Linked DNA regions of Homo sapiens: all the other regions are linked to region 1. The links are chromatin loops, found by intact Hi-C in ENCODE. Cell type or tissue: heart right ventricle. All regions are shown on one strand.

The links. Peaks named below come from ENCODE experiments on the same cell type or tissue, not always from the same donor. Only the 100,000 strongest peaks of a DNase experiment are listed, where the experiment ranks them.
Region 2: a loop joins it to region 1, with 3 times the contacts of the local background. A loop is called at or near these places in 44 of 110 quality-filtered maps.
Region 3: it touches region 1 in a loop (2.7-fold over the local background); 71 of 110 quality-filtered maps call a loop at or near these places.
Region 4: it touches region 1 in a loop (2.8-fold over the local background); 5 of 110 quality-filtered maps call a loop at or near these places.
Region 5: it touches region 1 in a loop (3-fold over the local background); 38 of 110 quality-filtered maps call a loop at or near these places.

What each region holds. Positions count from the first base shown.
Region 1 is chr1:53,180,039-53,184,038 of GRCh38, forward strand. It overlaps LOC105378724 (a long non-coding RNA gene), which reads left to right and starts at 405. Exons shown (of 3, transcript XR_947347.2): 1 at 405-528. RefSeq lists an enhancer at 2,046-2,095. In heart right ventricle, CTCF peaks have their summits at 2,167 (motif pointing left) and 2,367; DNase peaks (open chromatin) are centred at 2,153 and 3,397; H3K27ac peaks cover 2,260 bases.
Region 2 is chr1:52,902,598-52,906,597 of GRCh38, forward strand. ECHDC2 (enoyl-CoA hydratase domain containing 2) reads right to left here. Exons shown (of 10, transcript NM_001198961.2): 5 at 3,922-4,000; 6 at 2,437-2,493; 7 at 2,049-2,236. Among named protein-coding and RNA genes, the nearest start is that of ECHDC2, 17 kb to the right of the region's middle. RefSeq lists enhancers at 2,472-3,263, 3,950-4,000. In heart right ventricle, a CTCF peak has its summit at 2,442; DNase peaks (open chromatin) are centred at 2,455, 2,929 and 3,884; H3K27ac peaks cover 1,956 bases.
Region 3 is chr1:52,915,684-52,919,683 of GRCh38, forward strand. The region is part of intron 1 of ECHDC2 (enoyl-CoA hydratase domain containing 2); the gene reads right to left. Among named protein-coding and RNA genes, the nearest start is that of ECHDC2, 4.1 kb to the right of the region's middle. In heart right ventricle, no CTCF peak of the experiment used is centred here; DNase peaks (open chromatin) are centred at 1,102 and 1,698; H3K27ac peaks cover 2,526 bases.
Region 4 is chr1:52,823,150-52,827,149 of GRCh38, forward strand. It overlaps ZYG11B (zyg-11 family member B, cell cycle regulator), which reads left to right. Exons shown (of 14, transcript NM_024646.3): 14 at 1-4,000. Among named protein-coding and RNA genes, the nearest start is that of ZYG11A, 18 kb to the right of the region's middle. In heart right ventricle, no CTCF peak of the experiment used is centred here; no DNase peak of the experiment used is centred here.
Region 5 is chr1:52,695,535-52,699,534 of GRCh38, forward strand. COA7 (cytochrome c oxidase assembly factor 7) reads right to left here and starts at 2,813. Exons shown (of 3, transcript NM_023077.3): 1 at 2,687-2,813. The coding sequence starts at 2,792. RefSeq lists a silencer at 2,793-2,932 and an enhancer at 2,983-3,042. In heart right ventricle, a CTCF peak has its summit at 2,455; a DNase peak (open chromatin) is centred at 2,857; H3K4me3 peaks cover 1,737 bases; H3K27ac peaks cover 1,751 bases.

The sequences.
Region 1 (4,000 bases):
TGTTGGTGTTTGAATTGGTGGCTGAGTAAAGCAGACAGCCCTCTCCAGGGTGGGTGGCACCATCCAATCTGTCAGGGGCCTGAATAGAACAAACAGGCAGAGGAAGGCTGAGTTTGTCCTCTGCCTGGATGCCTGAGTTGCAACATTTGTCTTCTCCTGCTCTCAGACTGGGACCATAGGCTCCCCTGGTCCTTAGGCCTTCAGACTTGGACTGAACGACACCACTGACTTTCCCAGGTCTCCAGCTTGCAGATGGCAGGAAGAGGTTCTTCCCAGCCTCCACAGTCATGTAAGCCAATTCCTTACAATAAATGTCTTCATATCTACACATCCTATTGCTTATGTTTCTCTGGAGAAGCCTGACTAATACATTCCTGTTCTCCCTTTTCCAGGCCTGCCCAGCTGCTTTAGTGATTCCGGGTCAGAGTCTTGCAATCAGAAGCAACTCCCACCCTCAGCCCTCAAAATGGGCCATCTCAAATCTTACTAGCCAATGGCACTCCAAGGAGAGGGAGGAGCAGTGTCCCTGTAAGCTCCTTCCAGCCTTTATCATCCTTTGACTTGTCCCTAAAATATCCTATTCCCCAAAGATGGCAAGAGCGCCTCCCGAGAAGGAGGAGCAAGGGCATCTCCATGGAGCCCCGCTCTCTGAGCTCTGACTGAGGGTGGGGGAAGGAGAGAACTCTGGGTCTGGCTCACGGGGTGCCATGTGTCAGGCAGCAGGTCCTTGTGAAGTCTCCAGAGATGTGAGGAGTTGGTCGTAACAGCCCAGGGAAGGAGAGGTAGACGTGGCAAACGGGAGAGACAGGTCCCCAAAGGCTTTGCCGACTTCTTGCCAGCCTTGATCCACCAGAGCTATAATGGCCTTTCCTACTATTTCAGAAAAACCCAAAACTTTCCCCACAGAGTTCAAAATGGGATTGGCAAGGAGCTGAATACCATATTGGTTTTCTGAGATGAGCACAGTCAGCACACTAGCTCCGAGTCAGAAAGGGCAAGAGAGGAGGGCGAGACAATTCTCTAAGTGATGGGAACCTTCCCTGTCTGGGAGTTTGGCTCAGCTGTGAGCTGGGTTAATGTGGCTGCAGAAGGGAAGCATGGTTCATGTCCAGCCAGCAGGGACACTGTCCCAGAGCTGCGCTCAGCCCTCATAGACTGGCTCCATTTACCTCTCACGCAGCACCCCATGAGCTGAGGGCGGTTCTGTGGCCATGTTACACATAAGGAAATAGGATGCAGAGCTGATGACTTGCCCAAGATCACACTACTGGGGAGTGGTGGAATTAGAATTTGAACCCAGATTGCCTAGCCCATTAGCCTAACCACTAATCAAAGCAGCAGCTCAACTGTAGCCGAGTCATTAGGAATCTCCCAGCTTATGGCTGAGAAAGCAAGAAAAATGAATCTTTACCATGCAGGGCCGGAGTCAAAGTGCACGTCATTCAGTGCACGTTTCTTCTGAAGAATATTTCTTATGGAAATGCATTCTGCGGGGTCACAATGGCTCATGCCTGTAATCCCAGCACTTTGGGAGGCTGAGGTGGGCGGATCGCTTGAGCCCAGAAGTTTGAGACCAGCCTGGGCAAATTAAGGAGACCTTGTCTCTACAAAAAATTAAAAAATTAGCCCAGCATGGTGGCATGTGCCTGTGGACCTAGGTACGCAGGAGGCTGAGGTGGGAGGGTCACTTGAGCCTGGGAAGTCGAGGCTGCAGTGAGCCGTGATCGCACCACAGCACTCCAGCCTGGGTAACAGAGTCAGACCCCGTCCCCTCCCCTGACAAAAAAAAGAGATAAATATATTCTAGGGAAACATCAATCTATAACCATAATTCCTATATTCTCAGTATCATCTCTTATTTTTTGGGGGGCTGCCTGCTCATTGAACAGCAGAGCATGGCATGGGGTTTCATCACATCCAACATACAACCTCCCTTCCAACCTAACTGATTTTCCACAGTGTTTCTCAGCACTGTCATAGAACTACCGCTTATGGAATGTATGAATGACATTATTACAAGATATTTAAAGAGATTTAAAAGTATAAAACCTGAATAAAAGCCACCACAATCACTTGGTGTGTGCAAACAACACCCCGGTTCAGACATCACTGACAGGACGTGTCAGGGATTTCACCTTACCGGCTAAAGTGGCGCCACCGTGTGGCAAGAATGTAAACGCTATTTGCAATGGACTTGGATAGGCAGCTTCGAAATTACGTGAGCCTTAGTTCTTTTTATTTAATTGGTGAGAGTTGCATTATTCCAAAGTTGTAGGCATCAAGTCAGACTTTATTAGTATCGCGTGTCACACGATTTCTAATTCCTATCATTTAAATTGGGCCGATAGGGACCCCTCCATGCCGTGTGGTGAGTGCTGGGATTTGGGCATGTGCTGGGCATCTGGACATGACAGGGCCTAGAGGAGGAGGTAAAGTGTAGGGAGGCTCCCAGAGGAGGTGACCTGTGAGTCAGATTTTGAGAGTTTTCCAAAGGAACGCACGGAAGTGGACAGCAGAGAAAAGGGAGGACGATATTCCAGGCACAGAGAGCAGAGTAGAGAATGCCATAACATCACAGAAGGACATGAGGTATTGGTGAAAGGTTGGGTGTTTAGCTGTTGTTTTGATTGGTAGTTAGGCTCATGGACTAGGGAGTAAGACAGTCTGGGTTCAAATTCTATTCCATCACTTCCCAGTAGTGTGATCTTGGGCAAGTCATCAGCTCTGCATCTTATTTCCTTAAGTCTTGAGAGGGGAGTGGAGGTGGAGCTGGGGCTAGAGAGGAGGGTCAGGGCCGGGTGGAAAATGCCATACGGTGCCATGAGAAGGAGCCTTTCTCCTGCAGGAGTGGAGGTCACTGAAGGACAGGCAGGTCTGTGTTTAGACAGATTACCAGTAGCAGGGTGGATGTTGGACTAGAAGAGAGAAGAAACCACAAACAGGGGAACTAGTTAGCAGACTGTTGAAGAAGTCTCCCATCCCTTCATGAATTCTACAAATACTGAATGCCCACACTGTGCCAGCGACTGTTCTGGGCATTAGAGATCTATAAGACAACAAAATAAAGACTGTTGCCCTCTGGGAGCCTACACCTTACTAGGGGGAGACAGGCAACAAACACATAAATAATATGATATATAGTGTTTCAGATAATATGAAAAGCAATGGGAAAAAAATAAAGCAGGGAAGGAGGATAGAGAACGTGGGCAGGGTTGCAATTTTAGATAAGGGGATCAGCGAAGGCCCTGGTGAGAAAAGGATTAAAAGGCCTAAAGGGAGTGAGGGAGGAAAGCATTCCAGGTCCCAGGGAAAGCCTTCCAGGCAGAGAGAACAGCAAAGGCAGAGCCTGAGGTCAGAGCGTTCCTGGTGAGATCTTGGGAAAGCAAGGAGGCCAGTGTGGCTGGAGCAGAATCAAGGCAGGCAGGGTGGGGGCCAGGGGCAACATCAGAGACAGGGGAGGAGGCAAACTGTGTAGGGTGGGGTTGGCAAAGCTTATCTGTAAAGGGCCGGACAGTAAACATAATATTTCAGACTTTGTGCACCACGTGGTCTCTCTTGCAACTGCTGAACTCTGCCCTTGTAGTGTGAAAACAGCCACAGACCAAATGTAAAAGAATAAACATGGCTGTTTCAACAAAACTTTACTTACAAAAATGGGTGATGGGTCAGAATGGCCTGCACACCATAGTCTGTCAACCCTGATGTAGGACATTAGAGACACTGAAGGTCTTAGTTTTACTTGAATAAGATGGAGAGCTATCACAGGGTTTTGAGTAAAGAAGGAGCACAATGTAACTGATGTTGCATTTGGATCATTCTGGCTGCTGTGTGAGAATAGACTGCATGGGGGTCCGGGGTGGAAGTAGGGAGACCAACTCTATTATTTATTCTCTGAGTGACCTTGGGCAAGTCACACAGCCTCCCTGGCCTTCAGTTTCCTCTTTTGTAAACTGGGGTAATAGTGTAATGATACCTAGCTTATGGAGCGGTTGTGAAGGGT
Region 2 (4,000 bases), 280 kb before region 1:
TACTTTTATATGATTAATTCAATATATGTCAATATTAAAATGATGTATGGTTAACTTTGTTTTGTGACATTTGTAAATTTTTGTATTTGAAATACATTAAATATTTAGTTTGTTTTTAAAATTTTGTACATATTTTGCTCTCTTAAAATACCTTTTTTATATTGCATTCTGTATTGTGCAAAATAAATGCCAAAATACCGGTGTTGTTTTTTTTTCTAATACTACAATCACTCTTTGTGACCTTGATGAACAAGTCACTGAACTTTTATGGGTTTTCTCACAGATAAAATGGGGATAATCAGTTCAACTGGATTATTCTAAGAGCTGAGATACTACATTAAGGTACCTAGCATTATAGGCTAAGACAAATTTATTATAAATTAGTCTAACTTAGCTCCATTTAAGCCACTTTTAATCTTTATGGAAATTTGGGATCTCCTGTACCCAACCCCCTGTATCCTGGGCCCCCTGAGAGTTGGGAGAAGCCAGCAGACCCTCGCAGGGCCTTGGATACCCCAGACAGCCAGATCCCAGATATCCCTGCTGAGGGCTTTGGGCCCTGCAGCTGGTAGGGTTGTACCTGGGCAGGGCCTGACCTGCTCCCTACTGAGCATGGTACCCTTTGGGGTACCATGCTGAGAGGTTATTGTTTGAGGATTTTTAATTTTTTTCTTTCAATAGATTTTAGGGAACAGGTGGCTTTTGGTTACATGGATACGTTCTTTAGTGGTGATTTCTAAGATTTTGGTGCACCGTACCCAACGTGTAGTCTTTTATCCCTCACCCTTTCCCATGCTATTTGAGGATTTTTTTAATGAGGGGTTTTTTGGTTGTTTTTTTTGGCTTTTTGTTTTTGTTTGTTTGTTTTTAGCAACGGGATTTTGCTTTGTTGCCCAGGCTGGAAGTGCAGTGGCGTGACCAGCTTACTGCAGCTTTGAATTCATGGGTTCAAGCAATGCTTTTTCCCAAATAACTGGGATTACAGGCTCGAACTACCACATCTGGCTAAAACATGAGCCTGGCCCGTCACGGTGGTTCATGCTTGTAATTCTAACACTTTGGGAGGCTGAGGCGGGAGGATCACTTGAGCCCAGGAGTTTAAAACTGCAGTGAGCCATGATTGCACCACTGCACTCCAGCCTGGATGACACAGCGAGACCCTATCTCTTCAAAGAAAAAAATGCTTAATACATGTCCTGTATGTTGTATTTCTTTCTTTCTTTCTTTTTTTTTTTTTTTTGAGATGAAGTCTCGTCCTGTCGCCCAGTGGAGTGCAATGGCGCGATCTTGGCTCACTGCAACCTCCGCCTCCCAGGTTCAAGCGATTCTCCTGCCTCAGCCTCCTGAGTAGCTGGGATTACAGGTGCGTGCCTCCACACCCAGCTAATTTTTGTATTTTTAGTAGAGACGGGGTTTCACCATATTGGCCAGGGTGGTCTTGAACTCCTAACCTCGTGATACACCCGCCTCAGCCTCCCAAAGTGCTGGGATTACAGGCATGAGCCACCCTGCCCAGCCCACATGTTGTATTTCAAGAATATCCCACCAGGCAGTATGGTAGGAAATATGGGTTGGAAGTTCTGTATCTATTTTAGAATCTTGCTTTTTCAGTCTTTGGGGGATTTTAAGGCTGTGCTATATAGTATAGTAGCCACAAGCCACATGTGGCTATTAGCATTTGAAATGTGGCTAGTGTGAATGAGGAACTGCATTCATTTTCTGCAATTTAAATCATTTGGCTAGTGGCTCCCATACTGGATAAGCACAAGTATAGAACATTTATCTCATCTCAGAATGGTCTACTGGACAGTGTTACATTCAGAGGGCTTTCAAGCCCATTTGGTTCCAGCCCTTTGGAATTCAATTTACATTTTAATTCAGAATTAAAATTTGACTTGATTGTGTTTACTGGATGGTTAAACAAACTCCAAAGAGGGTTAATCATATGTCTCTGGGAGAATGGATGTGCAGCCCAAGGGGACACCCTGCCCCACACATGCCTCCCCCATGACTCCAGCCCTCCTTCTGGTGCCGAGCTGTCACCACACCTGGGGCAGGATCTCCTGGGCCAGTGCTCGTGCCCGCTGGTAGGCGGCGTCCCCCTCCTCGTTCTGGGCCACAGCGTGATTCACCAGCCCCAGTACGTGGGCCTCAGTTCCACTCAGTCGTCGGCCCGTGAAGATGAGCTCCTTCGCCAGGGCCACCCCCAGACAACGGGGCAGCCTCTGAGTCCCTCCTACCAGGATGGAGGGAGCAGGGTGGGAATCAGCATGGGAAGTGGGAACCCAGAGAAGGCTCAGCCTGGGACTCAGCCAAGACTTCTCAGAGGAGCAGGGTTCAGGTGGGAGGGCAGAGCCCAGAACAGAGGGCAAAAAAGGAAAGCAGCGAAGGACCCTGGATGGGGTGGAATTGGGCGGGTGCTGTAGTTGCGATTACCTGCCCCCGGGAGGAGCCCTCGCGTGGTCTCAATCAGTCCCATGACTGCCGAGGAAGCTGCTCAGATAGAACAAAGTGAGGCCTCCCTCCCCCATCCGGTCCCCCAGTGCTAATCCCGGGGGCCACAGCTGCCTCTGCTGTCTACTCGCCCCTCTAGCCACTTGCCCCATGGTCTGGCCACAGCCAGGCCTCTCCAGACTCTGCCTTTGGAAGAGCCCTAGCCCAGAAGTCAGGAGCCCAGGCCCTTATTTCACCATGCCCCTTTGATGGAGTTGTAAGTCACCAGCAAGTCTCACCCTTCCCAAGCCTCAAAGGTGGAAGAAAGATGGCTGGCCCTCTTCTGTCTGCTTCAGAGAGCCGCTAAGGATCACACGAGGTACGACGCTTGGAACAAGGAGAGTTCCTAGGAGGTGCCCCATATCTATTTGTGGATTACTATTAATAGGTTCTCTGGCTTAGCCCTGGCCTGGCCTAGAATGTCAGTGACTCCTGCTCCTGCTACAGTCGTCCGTTCCAGCTTTGTCACAGCCTGAAATTGCCCTGACTGTTCCAGTCCATGTCCTCCTGAGTTCTGCTTCCTTCCTTCGAGAAACTTGCCTTGACTGACGCACCCCCCCGGGTCTGTCTCCTTTTCTGAATTCCCTCAGCATGGACCATGTGAACGTGGGCAGAAGGGAGTGGGTTTTACATTCACTCCGTCTTAGTCTTCCCCAAAACCCTGTGAGTTAGTTGCGTGAACGTGGGCATGTGAGAAGGAGAGTTGGGGCTAGACCAGCCTGGTATTTTGGTGCCTGGACACCTGGTCAGTTCCTTCTCTTTGACCTGCATTGTGTAGACAGAAGCTACTTTCATGCCTGGAGCTACACATTTTTATATGTTGCTCCTGGGGTGGCAGGAGAGAGCGGTGGGGGGAGAAGGGAAGACATTCAGACTTTGCCTAACTGCATCCAAGAAGGCTGCTCCTAATCACCAGGTCAGTCACCTGAGAAAATGATCAGTTATCTTCTTTATCCCCTCCCATTCTTCAAACAAAGCTCAATTGCTCAGAACAAGTAATGCAAATTTGGCTGGTGCCAGTATTCCTGCCCAGGCACCTTTGTGATTAGCTCAGCCATTGACAAACTATCCCTGAGGCTCACCTTTTTCCGAAACATGGTCGATAAATCTGACTTGGACAGAATGGGAAGACTGGACATTGCTCTTTGACCTCCTTGGCTCGTAACAGCAATTGCTCTGAGGTTGGTCAAATATTCCCAAAATGAAGGAAGCAGGTTCTGACAGGTCACAGATACTACAGCAGCTAATGGCTGCACCAGGAGGGGAAGCAGCTTCTGCCTGAGCACCCTCTGTGCTCTGCCTTGCCTTAGTTTTGCTTTTGGTTGGAAGCCAAGAACAGTGGCTGACTGCAGAATGTCCAGACTCACCCTGTTTCACTCACCCCTGACTCCCTAGCCCCACCCCCTGCCCCCAGTCCTGGCCCAGTACCTGCCACTCGGAGGTCACAGGCCAGGGCAAGCTCTAGGCCTCCGCCCAAGGCAAACCCATCCATAGCCGCAATGGTGGG
Region 3 (4,000 bases), 260 kb before region 1:
TCCCCAGAGTGGCCCTCATGTTTACATCCTGAATAATCCCCTCCCTTGCATGTGGGTGGGACCTGTGAATTGCTTCTAAGCAATAGTATACAGCAAAGGTTATACAATGTTACTCCTGAGATTAGGTTAAGTTATATGGTGAAGGTAATGTGACTTCTGTAATTCGGTTATAGTATATAAAAGGCTCTGTCTTATTAGAGACACTCATGGGCCTAACGAGAGGGTCAAGTAGCAAAGGACTGCGGGCAACCTCTAATTGCTGAGAGTGACCCCCGGCCAACAATCAGCAAGAGAACAGGACTTCAGTCCAACAACCATAGGAGGTGAATTCAGGTCTCAGCAACCTGACGACCTTGGAAGCAGATCTTTCCCGTCAAGCCTGGGATGAGACCACAGCCCTGGCCAACTCCCGACTGCAGCCCAGCCTGGCAAGACCTGAAGCAGAGAACTCTGCTAAGTTGTGCCTTGACTTCTGACGTACAGAAACTAAAAAATGATAAATGTGTGTGACTTTGAGTATCAAAGTTTGTGATCATTTGTTAGGTAGTAATAGAAAGCTGATATAGCCGTGGTATCCTGGGACTGGCAGACACTCCTCTCTCTGCTTTCCTGTTCTTTCCTTCCATTCTCTCTGGCTGACTGTCTCTCATCTTTCAGCTTCATCTCCTGTCTCCACCTACATCTCCCTCTCGGAATACTGACTGTCAACTCTTACAAGCCCTTAGCTCAAGCCACAACTCAGCCACACACCAGCCCCATGGCCTTGGGCAAACCACTTTACCCTTCTGGCCTTCAATTTCCTGATCTGTAAGAGAAATAATAAAAAGGTTATTGTTAGGATTAAAAGAGATAATGCATTTAAGTGTCTAACCAGAGTTTGTGTAAAACGCCCAGATACTAGGGCAAGTCTCGGACCTAATACAGTATCTGAACTTTAAGCTGGGAGCCCCCCAGGAGCCAGGCAGGGTGTCTTTGGCTGCCGACATTCAATTGTGCAACATTTAATTTGCACTACCACATGCCAGGTCCTGGAGAAATGGACAGTAATCAGCCAAGGTCCCTGTGTTCTTAGTCTAGCCCCGATGCTGGGAACATTGCCCTTCTGACCCCAACAGCGGGGATGGGGCTGTGCTGCACCCTTCCCACTCTTACCAAACCTACCATACCACTGAGCAGCTGACCTAGGATCACTTCTGTCCAGATGGCTTGGGTCACAGGCGAGGTGTTGTGGGTAGAAGTCAACAGAAACCACTAGAAGGGCCAGGCGTGGTGGCTCACGCCTGTAATCCCAGCACTTTGGGAGGCCGAGGCGGGTGGATCACCTGAGTCAGGAGTTCAACACCAGCCTGACCAACATGGTGAAACCCCGTCTTTACTAAAAAGACAAAAATTAGCCAGGCGTGGTGGCACACACCTATAATCCCAGCTACTTGGGAGGCTGGGGCAAAGAATCGCTTGAAACCAAGAGGCAGAGGCTGCAGTGGGCCGAGATCACGCCACTGCACTCCGGCCTGGGCAACAGAGTGAGACCATCTCAAAGAAAAAAAAAAAAAAAGAAACCACTGAAGGGTAGTGTGGAGAACAACTGATTTAACAACACTTTACTATACAGAAGAGGAAACTGACGCCCGGAAACAAGGAGGATTTGCTCAAATAACAGCTGGACCCAGCTGGCAATCCTGACTCTTAAAGAGCTAACAGCCTAGAAGAGAGACAAGTTCAGACACACGAAACATAAAAGGACAGTGTGGGGGACGGAGCAGCAGAGCAGGGGAGTTCCAAAAAGATTTCCATAAGCAGAAAGGAAGGAAGAGGAGCCAAGTCAGGGCACAGCTAGAGCAAAACACAGAGGTAACACACCTTCAAATGAGCCCATGGGTAGAGGAGGGAGGATGGAAAGGTCAGCTTGTGGTGGAGAACCTTAGTGCCCAGCTAAGGAGTTGAAGGACAGCCATTAATTACAGTCATGCACAGCATGATGATGTTTTAGTTGGTCAGCTACAGACCACATATAAGACATATAAGTCCCATCAGACTCTAATGGAGCTGAAAAATTCCTATTGCCTAGTGACACCATAGCTGTCATAACATCATAGCGCAATGCAACACTCAAATGCTGGTGGTGAGGCTGGTGTAAACTAGCTTGCTTTACCAGTTATACAAAAGCACAGCACATACAATTAGGCCCACAACATAATACTTGATAATGATAATAAAAGACTATGTTTTAGGTTTATATATTTACAATATTATTTTTACCATTATTTTAGAATATACTCCTACTTTTTATTTTTAATTTTTTTGAGACAGGGTCTTACTCTGTTGCCCAGGCTGGAGTACAGTAACACGATCATGGCTCACTCATGGGTTAAACACCTTTGGGCTCACTTGCAAATATCAGGAATCCTTGATATTGGACAGCCTTGACCTCCCCGGCTCAAGCCATCCTCCCACCTCAGCCTCCTGAGTAGCAGGGGCTACAGGTATGCACAACCATGCCTGGATAATTTTTGTATTTTTTTGTAGAGAAGGGGTTTCACTATGTTTCCCAGGCTGGTCTCAAACTCCTGGGCTCAAGCAATCTGCCTGCCTCACCCTCTCAACGTGCTGGGATTACAAGAGTGAGCCAGGTGAGCCACTGTACCTGGCCTGGGCCGTGTGTACTCCTACTTATTAAAAAAAAAAAAAAAAAGAAAAGAAAAAAGTTCAGTGTAACACAGCCTCAGGCAGGTCCTTCAGTAGGTATTCCCGATTGTTATCATAGGAGATGGCAGCTCCATGCACGTTATCGCCCCTGAAGACCTTCCAGTGGGACAAGATGTGGAGGTGGAAGACAGTGATAGGTCTAGGCTCGTGTGTGTGCTTGTGTCTTTGTTTTTAACAAAAAAAGTTTAAGAATTAAAATTTTTAAAAGCTTATAAAATAAGGATCTAAAGAAGAAAACATTTTTTGTACAGCCGTACAATGTGTTTGTGTTTTAAGCTGAGTGTTACTACAAAAGAGTCAAAAGTTGAAAAAATTAAAAAGTTTATAAAGTAAAAACAGAGTAAGCTAAGGTTAATTTATCATTGAAGAAAGAAACATTTGTAAAGCAAATTTAGTGTAGCCTAGGTGTACAGTGTTATAGAGTCTATAGTAGTGTACAGTAATGTCCTAGGCCAGGGGTCCCCAACCCCCGGGCTGTGGACCCATCCCAGTCTGTGGCCTGCTAGGAACTGGGCCACACAACAGGAGATGAGCAGCTTCATCTGTATTTACAGCAGCTCCCCATGGCTTGAATTACCACCTGAGTTCCACCTCCTATCAGATCAGTGGTGGCATTAGAATCTCATAGGAGTGCGAACCCTATTGTGAACTGTGCATGTGAGGAATCTAGGTTGTTGCGAGCTCCTTATGAGAATCTAATGCCTGATGATCTGAGGTGGAACAGTTTCATCCCCAAACCATCTGTCCGCCCGCAAGTCCATGGAAAAACTGTCTTTCATGAAAATAGTCCCTGGTGCCAAACCAGTCCCTGCTGTCCTAGGCCTTCACATTCACTCACCATTCACTCGCTGACTCACCCAGTGCAGCTTCCAGTCCTGCAAGCTCCATTTATGGTAACTGCCCAGTACAGGTGTACTATTTAAAAAATCTTTTAGACTGTATTTTTACTGTGCCTTTTCTATGTTCAGATACACATTTACCATTGTGTTACAGTTGCCTACAGTATTCAGCCCGGTACCATGCTGTCCAGGTTTGTATTCTAGGAGCAACAGGCTATACACCATGTAGCCTTGGTGTGCAGTAGGCTACCCCATCTAGGACTGTGTAGGTGCACTCTGTGATGCTCCCACAATGACCACAATCACCTAATGATGCATTTCTCAGAATGTAGCCCCGTTGTTAAGCAACACATGACTCTATGAGAAATAAAGCCGCTAAGAACAGTGAAGAATGGTTTACCACCCAACCTCAAGCTCAAAGGCAGCAGGTAAAATGTAACAGTGCTCTTGTGCCA
Region 4 (4,000 bases), 360 kb before region 1:
TTAAAAGAAAGTAGGCATTTAGGTCTGGATGCAGTGGCTCATGCTTGTAATCCCAGCACTTTGGGAAGCTGAAGCAGGAGGATTGCTTGAGCCCAGAAGTTCAAGACTAGCCTGGGCAACATAGTGAGACTCGGTCTCTACCAAAAAAAAAAATTTTTTTTTTTTAAATTAGCTGGGTGTGGTGGCACCTGGGAAACAGAGCGAGACGCTGACTCAAATAAATATCTAAATAGATATTTAGAATCACTGAAAACCATATTAAATGCTGGGTTAATGCTGACTTAATTGGCTTAAGGAATTTTTATAGGCGTAAGATAAATTTTCACAGACTAAGTTTATTTCAGACAAAATAGAGAATTCTTTTAAAAGTTTTTTTTTTTTTTTTCCTTTTTCGAATGTTAATGTCTAAGACAAAGTTCAGAAAACGAGATGGCCTGTGGTAGTTTGGAAATTGCTAGATATGTTGACCGTTTCCAGGTCTTTTATCTAGTGTAGTTAAGGGAAAGCCTATTTAAGAAGTTTGGCTTCAAGTTTCTGTTTTATAAGACAAAAGTGCATATTTCTTTACAGGCTAATGCTAGGTTTTTGTCTTTACAAATTATTTTCAGAAATGGCTAAAAGTGTACAGAAAACAGTAAATCCCTTCTTTACTCAGAATAACTTCTTAATAGTTGAAGCATCCAAAATATGTAAAAGCAAGGGTGGGCGTAGTGGCTCTTGCCTGTAATCCCAGCATTCTGGGAGGCCGAGGCGGGCAGATCACTTGAGATCAGGAGTTCGAGACCACCCTGGCCAACGTGGTGAAACCCCGTCTCTACTAAAAATACAAAAACTAGCTGGGCATGGTGGCTTTTTTGCACGCCTATAGTCCCAGCTACTCGGGAGGCTGAGGCACGAGAATCACTTGAACCCAGGAAGTGGAGGTTGCAGTGAGCTAAGATCGTGCCACTGCACTCCAGCCTGGACAACGGAGTGAGACTCTGGGGAAAAAAAAAATTAAACTTCCTACTTTTTTTCTTTTTGTAGAGACAGAGTTTCACTCTGTCGCCCAAGCTGGAGTGCAGTGGCACAATCATACCTCACTGCAGCCTCTTGGGCTTATGTGATCTTACCCCCTCAGCCTCTGGAGTAGCTGGAACTACAGGCTAAATTTCCTACTTTGTAAACATCAGTAGTGGCCAGATACTTCTGAGTCTTAAAAGCATAATAGGCCGGGCGCGGTGGCTCACGCCTGTAATCCCAGCACTTTGGGAGGCCGAGGTGGGTGGATCACAAGGTCAGGAGTTCAAGACCAGCCTGGCCCAAATGGTGAAACCCTGTCTCTACTAAATATACAAAAATTAGCTGGGTGTGGTGGCGGGCACCTGTAATCCCAGCTACTCAGGAGGCTGAGGCAGGAGAATCGCTTGAACCTGGGAGGTGGAGGTTGTGGTGAGCCAATATCATGCCACTGCACTCCAGCCTGGGTGACAGAGTAAGACTCCGTCTCAAAAAAAAAAAAAGCATAATAATTTATTACATCCCAAATATATAAAAATTTGAGTGCCTTTGCAGTTGGGATGGTTCCTAAAATTGCGTATAGAATTAAGGCACAGAATTGTGTGTAAGGTCCTGAATCTGGCTAAAATACAGTGGATGTATGTATTGGAATTATGAGGCATAAGTAGCCAGTATCTATAGTTAGAATCTACAAGGCCTCCTTTTTGCACCTGTAGACTAGAATATAACTGTTATTGGTGCCTTTGAGTGTTATCTCTCAGTGGCTAGAGGTGCTGTTTCAAGCACAATTTAGACTAGGGTTGAACCACTCATTGTTCAAATCATTGGTGGGCTCCAATGTAAAATATCACTACATCAGTCCACAAGCAACATTAAGGAAATCTAAAGGAAATGGAATTTGACTTTTTAGAGTATAATGATGTTCTAGGGCATAATGAGGAAAATTTTTAAAAAATAGATTATAATGATACATATTGGTATCATTAAGACAACAGATTTGAGCAAATACAATTAAGGTGTCTTATTTTTTGCATCAAGTAATTATTGCTGTGGTCTTTCTACTCCACAAAATAATTTTTTCTTTTTGCAGTTGAAAATTAACTGCATTATTAACTAATTAATAAAATAAATCAAGTGGTATAAGGGATTAGTTTACCCTCAAGCCGATGACTCCATGGCTACTGATATTAGTTAGTTTAGGATTTTTAAAAAGCATATCAGACCCCCAGTTTCAGGAATTGAGTATAAATATTGCTTCTTGTCACCCTGGGACAGTAATGCCTTATAGTGGCACTAGTCACCTTAAGTAGATTACACATGGTTGAGGTGAATAAAGCTGCATGGGAATTTGCTTTCGTGATATATTTCATTTGCAAACTTCTACATAATCAAGTTTTATGTTTAAAACCATCGGTTCTATATATCTAGCTTTAGGAAGTTGCCCTTACAGGTGGGACCTTTTGTGTTAATCTGTTTTCTCCCCAGTCATCTTATTTGGCTATGTTAAAAAAAAAAAAAAAAAAAAAGCGAGAGAGAGAGATGGTGTCTCACTGTGTTGCCCAGGCTGGTCTCGAACTCCTGGCCTCAAGTGACTTTCCCACCTCAGCTTCCCAAAGTGCTGGAATCACAGGCATGAGCCACAGTGCCTGGTCTTAGCTGTGTTTTTAATTATGCCATGCATCAACATAACACCGGGCCATCTTCCTATCCCTTCCTATCCCATATGTTTAATGAAAACATATTTTATGTGCTAAATTAGGTTAATTTACCAGAGATTTAGCTTAGTGTTTTTAAACTATAGAACAATACCCCTATAGAACAATGTACAGCTGCACCCAAGGTTAAAAAGAGGTAGCAGGGAAAACAAACTTAAACTCTTTGTATATGGTGAAACCCATCCCTCTCCTGCCCTCTAATGGTATGTTTACATTATTTCGTTATTATACAATGTAGTGGTATAAACAGTATTATTAAACTGAAGGCATAAGTTAAAGGAAGTATGTTACTTTGAGCTGATGTAGGCTCTTCCACTTTTATCTGTATTTTACTTATTTGGGGACTTTGTATTGCTAGGGCTTCAGAATACTAACTTTGACACAGCTCCCAGAGAGGTTTGCAAACTTTTGGTTTCCCTCTCAAATCCATGGTAGTAGTTTCAAATGAGTTTGTGGATAATGGATGTTTAGTCCTTATCATTTGCTGTGTTTTGACAGTTTTTAATTTGCAGTATTCACTCACGAACTGTTTTATTTTAGGAATAATGCAAAACCAACCTTCGTCCGGTGATGAGAATAGCCGTATGATAAGAGAATTTGCTCATCGTGCTTTAAATGATTAACTGTTTTACCTTATTTAGTATTTCATAGACTTTGCATGATATGGTACACTCCTAATTATGCATTCTTTGGTTTCCAAATCTTAATCTAAGATACTTTGTTAACTGACTGGTAGCCTAAGAAAGAGACTTTTCTTCCTGTTTTTCTCTCTCCCCATTTTTTGGGGTAAGTTTTGCAAAGATCAGTGCTGCTTCTCATGACTCTAAAGTAAAGCTCTTTTGGATAGCACAGCCTAACTTTACAGCTAGACAGAATGGCCATTAAGAATATTTCCAAAATCCAAGTTTATCAAAATTATTTTGTGGGAAATCATCAATCTATTTTATTAATGTTATGTGTTTAATTTTGGACTTATTTTGGGAAAAACTGTTCAAATTGGGTCCTTTTAAGCTTATTTTAAGCAGCCTAGAAGGAAGAAGCTACTTAGCTAATGAAAGCTGAGACACTTTATTAAAAGCAGGATCTTAAGAGCATTGTTTTTCCTTAAAAACTTTATACTCTCAGATAATCTGCAACAACAAAAATTAAGAAATCCCTGACTTTTGTAGAATTCCCACTGTCAAATTCTCACTGACTTATGAGTGTGAGAGAAGTTATCTTTTGTTTGAATTCTGATAGAACAGTTTAACTCCTTTCTAAGGATATAAAAAATTCATTGGAAAGTG
Region 5 (4,000 bases), 480 kb before region 1:
GGTATATATGTTCATATATGCCTGAGTATGGAGGAATTTAATTATGTGAGGGTATATAATTGGGCATTGATAACAAATAGGTTATTTTAAAATCTAATATTTAACATAACAAAATTGAAATTAAAATATCAGTTTATCTGCGAGTAGAAATGGATTTTAAGGGAGTAAAGTGCAAAGAGAGGGACAGGTTAGAAGGCGACTTCAGTTATCCAGGTAAGAAAGTGGGACATGCAAGGAACTACTACACCAGTCGCTACGGTAACTATAGCCTCTTCTCAGGTCTCGTAAAGTGCTGCAGCCAGTCCTTTTGATATATCCACCCTTCCCAATTCCAAGAACTTGCTTCTCAGACATGTTTTGCTCTCCATTGCCTACAGAGCAAAGTCTATATTCCTTACCCTGGCATTCAAGCCCTGACATACTGTGGGCCAGACTCCCGCTTCAAACGTACTAAATCCTGACTTCAACCTTCCAAAAGATAGCACTTTCTTCTCCCACCCTCTCCTCCATTTAATCAACACTTGCCCAGCCCTCCAGACCTCCCCTCAAAGTCTTCCCTAACCACCCTGTTCCTTAGTGACCCCAATTCCTCTAAGTTCTTTCTATACTTAGGACATGGACCAGCTCTCAAAGAACAACCCCAGGTTCTTTTTTTTGAGACGTTGTTTCACTCTTGTTGCCCAGGCTGGAGTGTGATGGCGCGATCTCAGCTCACTGCAACCTCCGCCTCCCAGGTTCAAGCCATTCTCCTGTCTCAGCCTCCCGAGTAGCTGGGATTACAGGCGCATGCCACCACGTCCGGCTAATTTTTGTATTTTTAGTAGAGACAGTTTAATCATATTGGTCAGGCTGGTCTTGAACTCCTGTCCTCAGGTGATCTGCCCACCTCAGCCTCCCAAAGTGCTGGGATTACAGGCGTGAGCCACTGTGCCCGGCCCAACCCCAGGTTCTTTTCAAGCCATCATACTGCAGAGCAACTCTGTGTCATGACTATGTTATGATATGTATATGGTTGTGTTATGGTCTATGTTACGGATTAGCCTCAAGGAATAGCTATGTCATTTCTGCAAACTAAACTGACTAAACTGCAAGCTATTAGAAGGTAGGGCCAGTGCCACTTTTTTTCTTTTCTTTTTTTTTTTAGTAGTGACAGGGTTTCATCATATTGCCCAGGCTGGTCTTGAACTCCTGGCCTCAAGTGATCCTCCCACCTCACCTCAGCCTCCCAAAGAGCTAGGATTACAGGCTTGTGCCACCACACCAGTCCTTTATTTGAAAGAAAAAAAAAAAAAAGGCTGGGCACGGTGGCTCACACCTGTAATCCCAGCACTTTGGGAGGCCAAGGCAGATGGATTGCTTGAGGTCAGGAGTTCGAGACCAGCCTGGCCAACATGGTGAAACCCTGTCTCTACGAAAATACAAAAATTAGCCAGGCCTGGTGGTGGGTGCCTGTAATCCCAGCTACTCGGGAGGCTGAGGCAGGAGAATTGCTTTAACCCAGGAGGCAAAGGTTGCAGTGAGCTGAGATCGAGCCATTGTACTCCAGCCTGGGTGACAGAGTGAGACTCAGTCTCAAAAAAACAAAAAAATTAAAAAGTAGGCAGTGTGCAGTGGTTCATGCCTGTAATCAAAGGCGGGAGGATCACTTGAGCCCAGGAGTTGCGACCAGCCTGGACAACGTAGTGACATACTATCTCAAAAAAGAAAGAAAATACAAAAAATAAAAATAAAGCAAGAAGAAGAAAACCACCCAAAGGTATTAGCTGCTCTGGGTGGACCCCTCTGGTCACCACCATCCACCTATACTCTTAAGTCAATTCAATGTTCACACAACACACAGGACACATTTGTGATTCAGGGCGTCTTCGCCAGCTGTTACCTATGGTAAGAACTGCATGGTTCACTCCCTTACCTTCTTCAAGGCTTTATTCAATTGCCACTTTCTCAGTGATCTTCCCTGATCACTCAATTTAAAACTGCCCTCCTGCCCTCCTGACACCCTTCACCCAGTCTTTTTTCCACGGCACTTACTACTTTCTTTTTATTTATTTTTTTTGAGACGGAGTCTCGCTCTGTCGCCCAGGCTGGAGTGCAGTGGCGCGATCTCTGCTCACTGCAAGCTCCGCCTCCCGGGTTCACACCACTCTCCTGCCTCAGCCTCCCGAGTAGCTGGGAATACAGGCGCCTGCCACCACGCCCGGCTAATTTTTTGTATTTTTAGTAGAGACAGGGTTTCACCGTGTTAGCCAGGATGGTTTCGATCTCCTGACCTCGTGATCCACCCGCCTCAGCCTCCCAAAGTGCTGGGATTATAGGCGTGAGCCACGGCTCCCGGCCGGTACTTACTACTTTCGAACACGATTTCATGAATTACCTGAGGCTTATTGCCCGACTCCCCGCACTAGCTTGGAAGCTCCACGAGGGCAGGGAGTTTCATCTGTTCACCGATGGATCCCCAGTCCCTAACCCAAAAGCCCCAGCACGTCTCTTCCTACCCGCCCCGGCCTCCTGGCTCGGTCTTCCCGGGACACATCGCCCTTCCCAACACACGCGGTCACCGCGATCCACAGACCCCGTCCCCCGCCCGCCACGTGATTCCTTCTCCAGCCTCTCAGAGGTCGCAGACCAGACCTCTCCGGGCACGTCCCTCCCCGACGCGTCGCCGGGCTGCGCTGGAGCCGCTCACCGTCCGGGTCCTTCTCGTGGTAGCAGTGGTAGTTGCACTCCACCTCCATGTTCTCCAAAAAGGACTTGACCTGCTCCTCATCCTGGAAGTCCACCATGCCGGCCATGGTTCGCGCCGGCCCAAAGACGGTCACGTGAGCCGGCGGAGGGGGCGGGGCGGGGCGTGGGGCTGACGCCGACGCCAACCGCGGCGCTCTCCCGGGATCCCGGGGCGAGCCAAGCGAGCCTGTGCTTCCCAGCAGCCATCGCGCCGTTAAGGGCGCTGGCAGCCACGCTTCCAGGGCTACCGCCTTCCTGAAACTGGGGGCTGTCTCTCTGCAGCACCTTACCTATGCTCGCTTTGTAGCCTTAGTGATTTTCCACCTGCAGTCATTTATCTATGTATAATCCCTAAGCGCCTACTGTGTGCCTCACCAGTGCATTGTTCTAGGGATATGACAGCTAGGAATATGGTCCCTGCCTTCAAAGAACTTGGAGTTCAATAGGAAGACATTCGCTTATCCATTCAGCAAGCATTTAGAGGAGCTTCTATATGTGCCAGGTGTAGCTGGACAAAGTGCAGTGAGCAGTCTGATTCATCTGTCTTCTTCCCAGACCTGTCTTGGCCACCAACATGAATTACCTAAGCAATGAATGGCTATGGGAGATGTTGACTGGCACACAGTAGCAGTGAAGGGTGTAGCAACGTCACTGTTATAACACCTAGTACTCAAACAGTGCTGAACTTTGTTCCAGGCTCTAAATGCTTTATATGAATTAACTCATTTAATTCTCATTATATATCATGTCACTGTAAAAACACTCACAGTGACACTGTGGGTAGGTATTATTATTATCCCCATTCTACAGATAAGAAAACTAAAGTACAGAGAAATTAAGTAGTTTGTCCAAGGTCACACAGTAAGTGAGGGAGTTGGTATGCAATAATAATTTTTTTTAAAAAAATAAAAGAATGAATGAGGCCGGGCGCGGTGGTTCACGCCTGTAATCCCAGCACTTTGGGAGGCCGAGGTGGGTGGATCACCTGAGGTCAAGAGTTCGAGACCAGCCTGGCCAACCTGGTGAAACTCTGTCTCTACTAACAATACAAAATTAGCAGGGGTCTCTACTAAAAATACAAAATTACAGGGAGCACACCTGTAATCCTAGCTCTTTGGGAGGCTCAGGCAGGAGAATTGCTTTAACCTGGGAGGTGGAGGTTGCAGTGAGCCGAAATTGTGCCATTGCATTCCAGCCTGGGCGACAAGAGCGAAAAAGAATGAATGAGGTAGAAAAGGAACATGTCAAGGAGATGGGGAGGAGGAGAGGAAATTTA